Linked DNA regions of Homo sapiens: region 1 is linked to region 2. Evidence: read pairs that join two places in POLR2A ChIA-PET (ENCODE). Cell type or tissue: OCI-LY7. All regions are shown on one strand.

What was found. Peaks named below come from ENCODE experiments on the same cell type or tissue, not always from the same donor. Only the 100,000 strongest peaks of a DNase experiment are listed, where the experiment ranks them.
Region 1: POLR2A ChIA-PET joins it to region 2 with 5 read pairs; 2 of 35 experiments call an interaction of 5 or more read pairs at or near these places.

The regions. Positions count from the first base shown.
Region 1 is chr13:40,039,164-40,043,163 of GRCh38, forward strand. No RefSeq gene overlaps it. Among named protein-coding and RNA genes, the nearest start is that of LINC00332, 140 kb to the right of the region's middle. In OCI-LY7, no CTCF peak of the experiment used is centred here; no DNase peak of the experiment used is centred here.
Region 2 is chr13:40,124,310-40,128,309 of GRCh38, forward strand. The region is part of intron 1 of LOC124903162; the gene reads right to left. Among named protein-coding and RNA genes, the nearest start is that of LINC00332, 55 kb to the right of the region's middle. In OCI-LY7, CTCF peaks have their summits at 3,490 and 3,702; DNase peaks (open chromatin) are centred at 1,192, 2,222, 2,622, 3,422 and 1 weaker place; H3K4me3 peaks cover 3,505 bases; H3K27ac peaks cover 3,806 bases.

The sequences.
Region 1 (4,000 bases), 85 kb before region 2:
AAGATCCAGACAGTAGAGCCAAAATAAGAAGTTTAAGTCTTCCTCTACTCCCGTTACCCAGAGGCACAAACTGTCAACAGTTTCTAAATTTATTTCCTCTGGTGGTGGTCTTATATTCTATACGAGATGCCTCTATGCTTTTTAAGAACTGTGCTTTTTTAAGCATATGTATGCTAACCCATAATTTCCTAAGATTCTCCCCAGAAGCAACACATCTTGGGTGCTTCTCAAGCATGTTCCCAGAGAATACATTATCTAGGTTATTATTTAAATGATTTTCAAGTGAAAAAAAACTGCAAAATGTTAACAACTTTTGCACTTTAATATAATGTGAATGCAAGCACAGAAATATTGTAGGTAAAGTGCAGGCTTCTTTTCCTTTGGAAACTCTCATTTTACATAATTCTCCAAGGTGACATTCCTTTCAAAACCCCTTCAGACACAATATTATTCCCTTCCTCTCTTCTGCCCAGGGTCTTTGCTATCCCTTCATACACAATGCACAGGTTCCTCATCCCCAGATTATTGACACTCAAAGGAAGACATGCCTACCCCAAAATGAATAGGCACATCTTACTTTGATATTGGGGTTCCCTGTGACTATTCTTTGATTCTGCACTGTGATATGCTTTGCAGGTAAGCTCACCTTATATGTACCATTAAATTAGCCTCACTTCTTGGGATGGTATAAAAGGTAAACTCTCTTTTTACCAAATTCTGATCATCAAAATAAAGTTCAAGTTTTGGAAGGATACTTTTTAAACTGTGATATTATTTCTTTAAAATGACCACAACACAGTAAAATTTTCTGGCCATTTGCACACCATGAATTTTGGTGGCCTTTTCTAGGAACTAAAGGAGAGAAAATTAAAGACCATGTAAAGTTAAGTATTAGTTTATATTTACTTTTGAAGCACTTATTGTATGTTTCTATTACTGATTTATAACCATATGATAACAACTTCCATCTTCATATATATTTCCTAGTTGTTTTAAAGGTACTGAGGCCGTACTATACTAAGCCTTCCAATAAGAACATATGTTGGGACTCAGTTCTTGGTTTAACATAAATTCTGAGATTCTGTGAATACTAAAGTGACCCAAGGCAAATGAGAGAGAGATACTTCTTAACAGTAGAGCATGATGCTACAACTTTTCTGTGGTTTTGCTTCTTTTTATTTTAAGAACAACATATAATGAAAAGCAAATGTTTTTTTAAAAAATCGTTTTGTGAATTTTCTTCCCATTTTAATAACCAGGTCAGATGAGTTGCATGAATGACTGAATTATAAAAGTGGTTATTGTATAATGAGTGCTGTTTAGAAATACTGACATGTAAATTACTGAGTTAGTGGTCTCAAATAGTTAAACTCATTCATTAGAAAAGAAATCAAAACTGTGTTTTGCATATGTCAGACTGTTCTCAGCACCAAGAGACATTCATACAGAGCCCTTCATCTTCACCATCAAAAGATTCACAGCCTGCTGGGCGAGGCAACACGTAGACAACCAACCTGATAGTGTCATTGCTATTGGCATAAACGTAAGGAGAAATAAATTCTGCCTGGAATCTTGGAGGAGGTTCTACTGAGAAAATAAACGTTATCCTATATTTTACAGAAAGAGGAAGACTGTGGAAGTGAGGAAAGATATTCAAGCTGGGGGCGCCAAGGGTATTGAGGCCTGACTCTGCTTTGATAGTGAGTCTGGAGTTGAGGATGGAGCTCAGAGGAGAGGAGTTATTTATACGTCAAGCTACTTCACCCTGCATGGTGAGAGGTGAAGCCAGCTGGGCTTCTGGGTCGGGTGGGGACTTCGAGAACTTTTCTGTCTAGCTAGAGGATTGTAAATGCACCAATCAGTGCTCTATGTCTAGCTAGAGGATTGTAAATGCACCAATCAGCACTCTGTAAAATGCACCAATCAGCACTCTGTAAAATGCACCAATCAGCACTCTGTAAAATGGACCAGTCAGCAGGACATGGGCGGGGACAAATAAGGGAATAAAAGCTGGCCACCCCCAGCCAGCAGTAGCAACCCGCTCAGGTCCTCCTCCATCCTGTGGAAGCTTTGTTCTTTTGCTTTACATAATAAATCTTGTTGCTGCTCACTCTTTGGGTCCGCATCAACTTTAAAAGCTGTAACACTCACTGCGAGAGTCTGGGGCTTCATTCCCGAAGTCAGCAAGACCACGAACCCACAGGGAGGGGCAAACACCTTTTAAAGAGTTGTAACACTCACCGCGAGGTCCGTGGCTTCATTCTTGAAGTCGGTGAGGCCAAGAAGAAACTCCGGACACATCTGAAGAAACCAAGTCCGGACACAATGGGTTCTAAGAAGTCAGTGACAATTTTTAAATTGGAGAGCAGCGAGTGAGGCTCGTCCCTGCCAGGGCAAAACCAAGGCAGTAGCTTGTTCTTGTCAGTCTGCACCCACCTGAGGGCTCACTGCATATAGGGGAAGTCCTATCAGGAGCATGACAGTGAATGAGGCAATGCATCAATAGGACATATGTTGAGAGAAACTTTCCACCCCGTCCCCCTTTACTGACTTCCCCCTCGTGCCTACAATTCTGTTTGTAACCTTCTCCAACTTGGTCACAACTATTATTCCCAGAGCCATGCCTCTTCCTAGCAACCGGAAGATGAGGTGTTCCTAGAATCTTGAAGATCTCTAATCATGAAGCTGTGCGGAGCAGTCTTTGAAGGAGGAGGCTGCCTCTCAAAGCTCCACAAGCAGCAGGAGTCTGACTCCAGCCTAGATGACCTTGGAAGCCAGAGCAGACTTCTTAAAAAACAAGGCTTCTTTGCTTCCCCACCTTTTACGTTTTCTCCGCTTGTAAGTTCTGTCTCTGCCCAAAGTTAATCATAGATGATCCAATGGATCTGTACAGATATTTACCTACAGCAGTACCCATTGTCATTTTATGTGTTTTGGAAAAAAAAGAACCTACATTTCTAACAATAAGGAGTTGGTTGGATAAATTATGGTATATCCATACAATGTTATACCACATGGTCGTTATAAATGATGGAGAAAAGAATATGTAATAACAGTACAATGATCTTGATTCCTAAATGCTAGAATTATGCATGATTTTTTCTTCTTTGTGCTTATGTACAATTCCTAAATTTTCTATAATGCAGATAAGAAAAGGGAAATGTTTTAAGAAAAAGGAAATGTTATTTTTTAAATCAGCAGTGGTTTTTTTTCCTCTATTTTGAGGCCCAAAGACCCTTGGATTCAATACCGTTTAAAGCAACTATAAATTTTTTAAATACTTAAAGCACATCTTCATATATAATTTACCTAAGAAATCAAGAGTACATTTCTGGACATTTCAAAGCTATAATTTCAACTGTGATCCTGGAAACATAATAAAGCCTCAAGAGTAAAATGCATGAGTAAAATTTGTGTCTCCATCAAAACCCCTTGACACGCACAAATTTTATTTATGTGAAGTTTGGGCAGAGACCATCCCTTTTATGATTACTGAATCCTATAATTTAACAAACTACCTCTTTTTCTCTTTCTGAAGCTTGGAACTTAATAGTTACAAATACAAGTGTGTAATACGGTAGAATTTTGTTAAATCTCTCATGCAATTATACCTTATTGCTTATCATAGTTTAACATTAGTTTCATATTAGCAATTTAAACAATTTTTTATTACTCTGATTTTGGAGATGTCAGAAAAAGCTTCATAAATATTCCTTTTTGTTAGGAAAGAGCATTCTTATAAAATGGAAACTCTGGGGTGGGCTAGCTGAATATGCCCTATAAAGAAAATATAGAAAATGTTAAAATAATGAGCAGATCTTACCTTCCGATTGCCTTAGTTAATCTTTGGAAACCAGGGAGACAGTTTTCAGGAGGTTGGGTTAACACTTAAAAGCCACCTGGGTACCATACAATCCAAGAAAGCAGCAATTCAGAAGAGCTAATGGTACTTTTGAAAAGTGCTTTACTTATTCCTTGGGGGAGTTGTTCAGACATAAGG
Region 2 (4,000 bases):
ACTTAGCACTGAAGTGGATAGGATTCAAAACAGCTTCCTTGTCTCTGACATGCATCCAAATTTTTAATAGCAGCTAAGTACCTTACTAAGCAATTGAATAAAATAATGCATTCAAGCCCCCAGAAAACCTTTTCAGACCTCTTTTTATCTCTACATTTTACTGATAGAGAATGGATTGTAATTCAAATTTATATACTGGGCACATGCCGAGCAATAGATTTTTTTTTCCTTTGTAAATCTCAAGCATTCCAAACTATTGAAGGAGTTAAGCAATTTTGATCATTTTGAAACTAGCTGTCAGATTTAATCTCTGCTAAGGAGACAGAGGGCAAATGTACTCTGAAGCTTGTTATATAATTTACAGATTATTTTTGCAATTTATATTCCATCAAATAGGGTATATGAGACTCTCAGAAAGTACGTAATGATCAATTAATTTCAGCAGAGCCATCCTGGTGTCACTTATGGGATAGACATGATTAGACCTTTTTCTAGCTGAGTCCCAAGGTCAAGTCATCAAATATGACTGATTACATTTTCTAATGGTTTCTCTATGCCCATTAAAGAGCACTCAACTATTCAGACTCTCCTTTGATCGTGACATTCAAAATTTGCTCTGATGGCTCCTGACAGGCAAAAATGTATTCTCTAATCTTTAACCACATAAACAATAGCTAACCACTTGTAATTGAGTTTAAATTGATTTCAGGTGGCTTCAGAGAAAAGCAATTTCTACAACAGATTAACCTCTTAATTAAAGTATATTAAGAATACTGTCAGGTGTAGAGATTCTGCTACAGAAGAAAATTATCCCTCATTGACATTCATTTATGAAAGAATTGCTGTTGTGCTCCCAGGTAACAGGTTACTTATTTGTGCTTCTTGCCTCACTAGGTCAATGCAAGTCTAGTTTCAGTCATTAGAATATCAGGGTTTTATAGGGGAAAGATGTGGGGAAAGAGAGGGAGTGTCTGAGGGGGTGACATGAAATAGGTATGTTCCAGTACTTAACGTCTTCAGAAAGTTACTTTTCTCAAGAAATGGGACTTTCCTCAAAAACCATAGACCCCCTTCAGTTAGCTGAGTAATGAGGAAACACAGGTGTCAACCAACATGTCAATAACAACTAGACAGGTTTCTTCAAGGTGTCCTTCGATGCACTGTAAATAGACACCATCTCTGTCCTCTGTGTCTTTGCTACTCAGACCAGCATCACTTGCGGGGACTGTGAGAGATGCAGAATCTCAAGCCCTTCAGGCCCCACCCCAGGTCTATGGAATTAGAATCAACCTGTTTTTCAACAGGATCCCCAGGGAATTCATTTGCGCTATTACAGTCTGAGAATTACTGCTCTAAGAGAATGTTTGTGCTTGGAGTCCCATAGTCTCAGGCTGTATCTATAAAACATCAAAAATATTTGATTTGGTGAATAAAACACAGTGGAACTGGTTATGGAATATCATAGAAAACAAATTATTTTCTCCGCACTCTTTACTTTTTATCTCCTTCCTTTGAAGACCCTTCTAGCTTCCCATATTTTATATCCTGGCTGTGAACACCCCAGGTGAATTGAGTCTCACCCACCCAGGACTGGCCCAGAACACGGGACATACACAACTGGCTTTAGAATCAAGCTTTATTCATCCCTGATCCTGGAAGTTTGCTTTCTTGGCTCTGACACCTTCTTTGGCTCATGTCCCTGAATTGGTCTCAGTCTCTTTTTTTCCCCAGCCTGGGATTTTGTTGCTGCTCTCTCTGAACTTGCATTTTTTAAAATCTTTCCCATTTAGTCCTTTTTTTTTTTTTTTTTTTTTTTTTTTTTTTTTTTTTTGAGACAGTGTCTCACTTTGTCACCCAGACTGGAGTAGTGCAGTAGTGCTATCACCGCTCACTGCAGCTTTGACCTCCCAGGTTCAAGCAATTCTCCTGCCTCAGCCCCCCAAGTAGCTGGGACCACAGACACATGCCATCACGCTTGGCTAATTTTTGTATTTTTTGTAGAGATGGGACGTCGCCATACTGCCCAGGCTGGTCTCAAACTCCTGAGCTCAAGCGATCTGCCCACCTTGGCCTCCTGCGGTGCTAGGATTAGAGGCATGAGCCATCCCACTTAGTCTCAAGATATCTAGAGGAGGTTTCGGTTCTTACCTGTCTAAATTTAGAGGTTTGCAGCATGGACTTTTACTCTATAGGTGGCTTGTGGTTGTTAAAAGGGAGTTGAACAAAAATGCAGCTGTGCTCAGCAGCCAGGTGTTGTTAATAAAATTGGTTGCAAACAGAATCCCTCAGGCTTGGCTGCACATTAGAATCCCCCAGGGAGATTCAAATTTTCCAATGCAAAGGCCCCGGCCCCAGATCAACTAAATCAGAATTCCATGTCCTCAGCATCAGTGGTTATAAAAAGCTCCCAGGTGAGTCTAATGAGTAGCCAAAGTTTGGAAATACCAGTTTAGAGAAACTTCTATGTCCCAGTCATGCCCATCCCCACTCCCTCCTCTGGGCCTCAGTAGCAGTTCACTTCTTTTATTCTACTTAGTCTTTTTCTCTTCACCACCAAAGCATTTAGAAAATAATGAATGAAGAATGTAAGCCTCTGGGTGTATTCTTAGGGTGGGGACAGGAAGTGAGGGGTGGGGAAGGAAGAAGTTACATGCATGATCTCTCACACTGCTAAAACTATGCAAAGTTTGCCAGAATGGATATTAAACTGACCCCAACATCCCCCAGTTTAAGTTGCACCATTACTGCAGAAGAATCATAGAAAGCGAGAACATGGAACTCTAGAAGGCAGGCAGACAAAGCATCAGAGAAGAGATTTAACATGGCACAGCCCACGATCTTCCCACTTGCAATATTCCAAACAAAAAAAAATACCCCCAAACTTTGTGTCCGTAAGTGGAAGTTCTAAACCTGTGTCTTTCGAGGCAAAGCAGAAAGGGCACCAGGTGTTCTGGTGAAGAGTTAATCTGCCCATGCCCCAAATCAAGGTGAGATGGAGAAGGCAGCAGCAGTGCAATCCATACCAGGGCTCTTGGCCTGGGACCCTTCCTTGGGTGGGTCTGAGCCTGCACTGGAACCAGGTGAGAAGAGCTGCAGAAGGCAGGTTGAAGGAAGGGAGCCAGGGTGCTCCTCACATGCTCCCTCTGCTTACCTTTTCTCTCCTGGGTTAGGAATTCACAGTCACTGATGCAATTTGTTGGGTTCTCTAAGTGTCTTCCCCAGGCCCTACAGATGAGCAGCACCTGGGGACTTATTAGACATGCAAATACTCCAGAGGAGGGCTCCACCTCAGACCTCCAGAATCAGACACCTTGGAGGTGGGGCCCAGCCACCTGTGTCTTCAGAAGCCCTTCAGGAGTTCCTGATGTGCACTCAAGTTTGAGAACTACTATTTCATTTCATGCTTCTTAGAGCTTGCTTTTGTGGCCATTTGTTCAACTGGTCTGGAAAGGGGAAGAAACTTTGAAAGTGCTTGTTCTCCATTCAGACTGCTGATTGTTGATGCAGAATAGCAGCTGGGGTTACTGGCCATTTCTTCCCAGGTCCCCCTTCCTGAACCTCTCATCTTCTGTTTTCAGGCTCCTGGCTGTAGTTTCTGGTCCCTGCAGTCTGGCTTCCTGGATATAATCTTTGCCTGTTGAACCTGAGGCAGCTGCCTCTTCCTTCCCGCCTCAGTTTATCTCCCAGGCTCCAGACCCTGCTCCTCTCTCTAGGCCTCCCCACTATGCTTCCTTCTCTCATAAAAGTTGAGGCCCAGCTTCATCCTCTAGTTGGCATGGAGTCCCAGATGATGCCAGCTCTGTTCATCCTCTTTGTTTGCCCTCTCCTGGCCTGCTACGTTTAGTTAGCAAACATGCTGCTATTAGCAAATACTTTTGAATGAAAGAATTAAGTACTTTTTGGTTTCCAAAATCCTTCTACCTGCATTATCTCATCAGATCATTGTGACAGTGAAAGTACGATCCCTATTTAACAGTCAATAACACTGAGGCCAATCCAG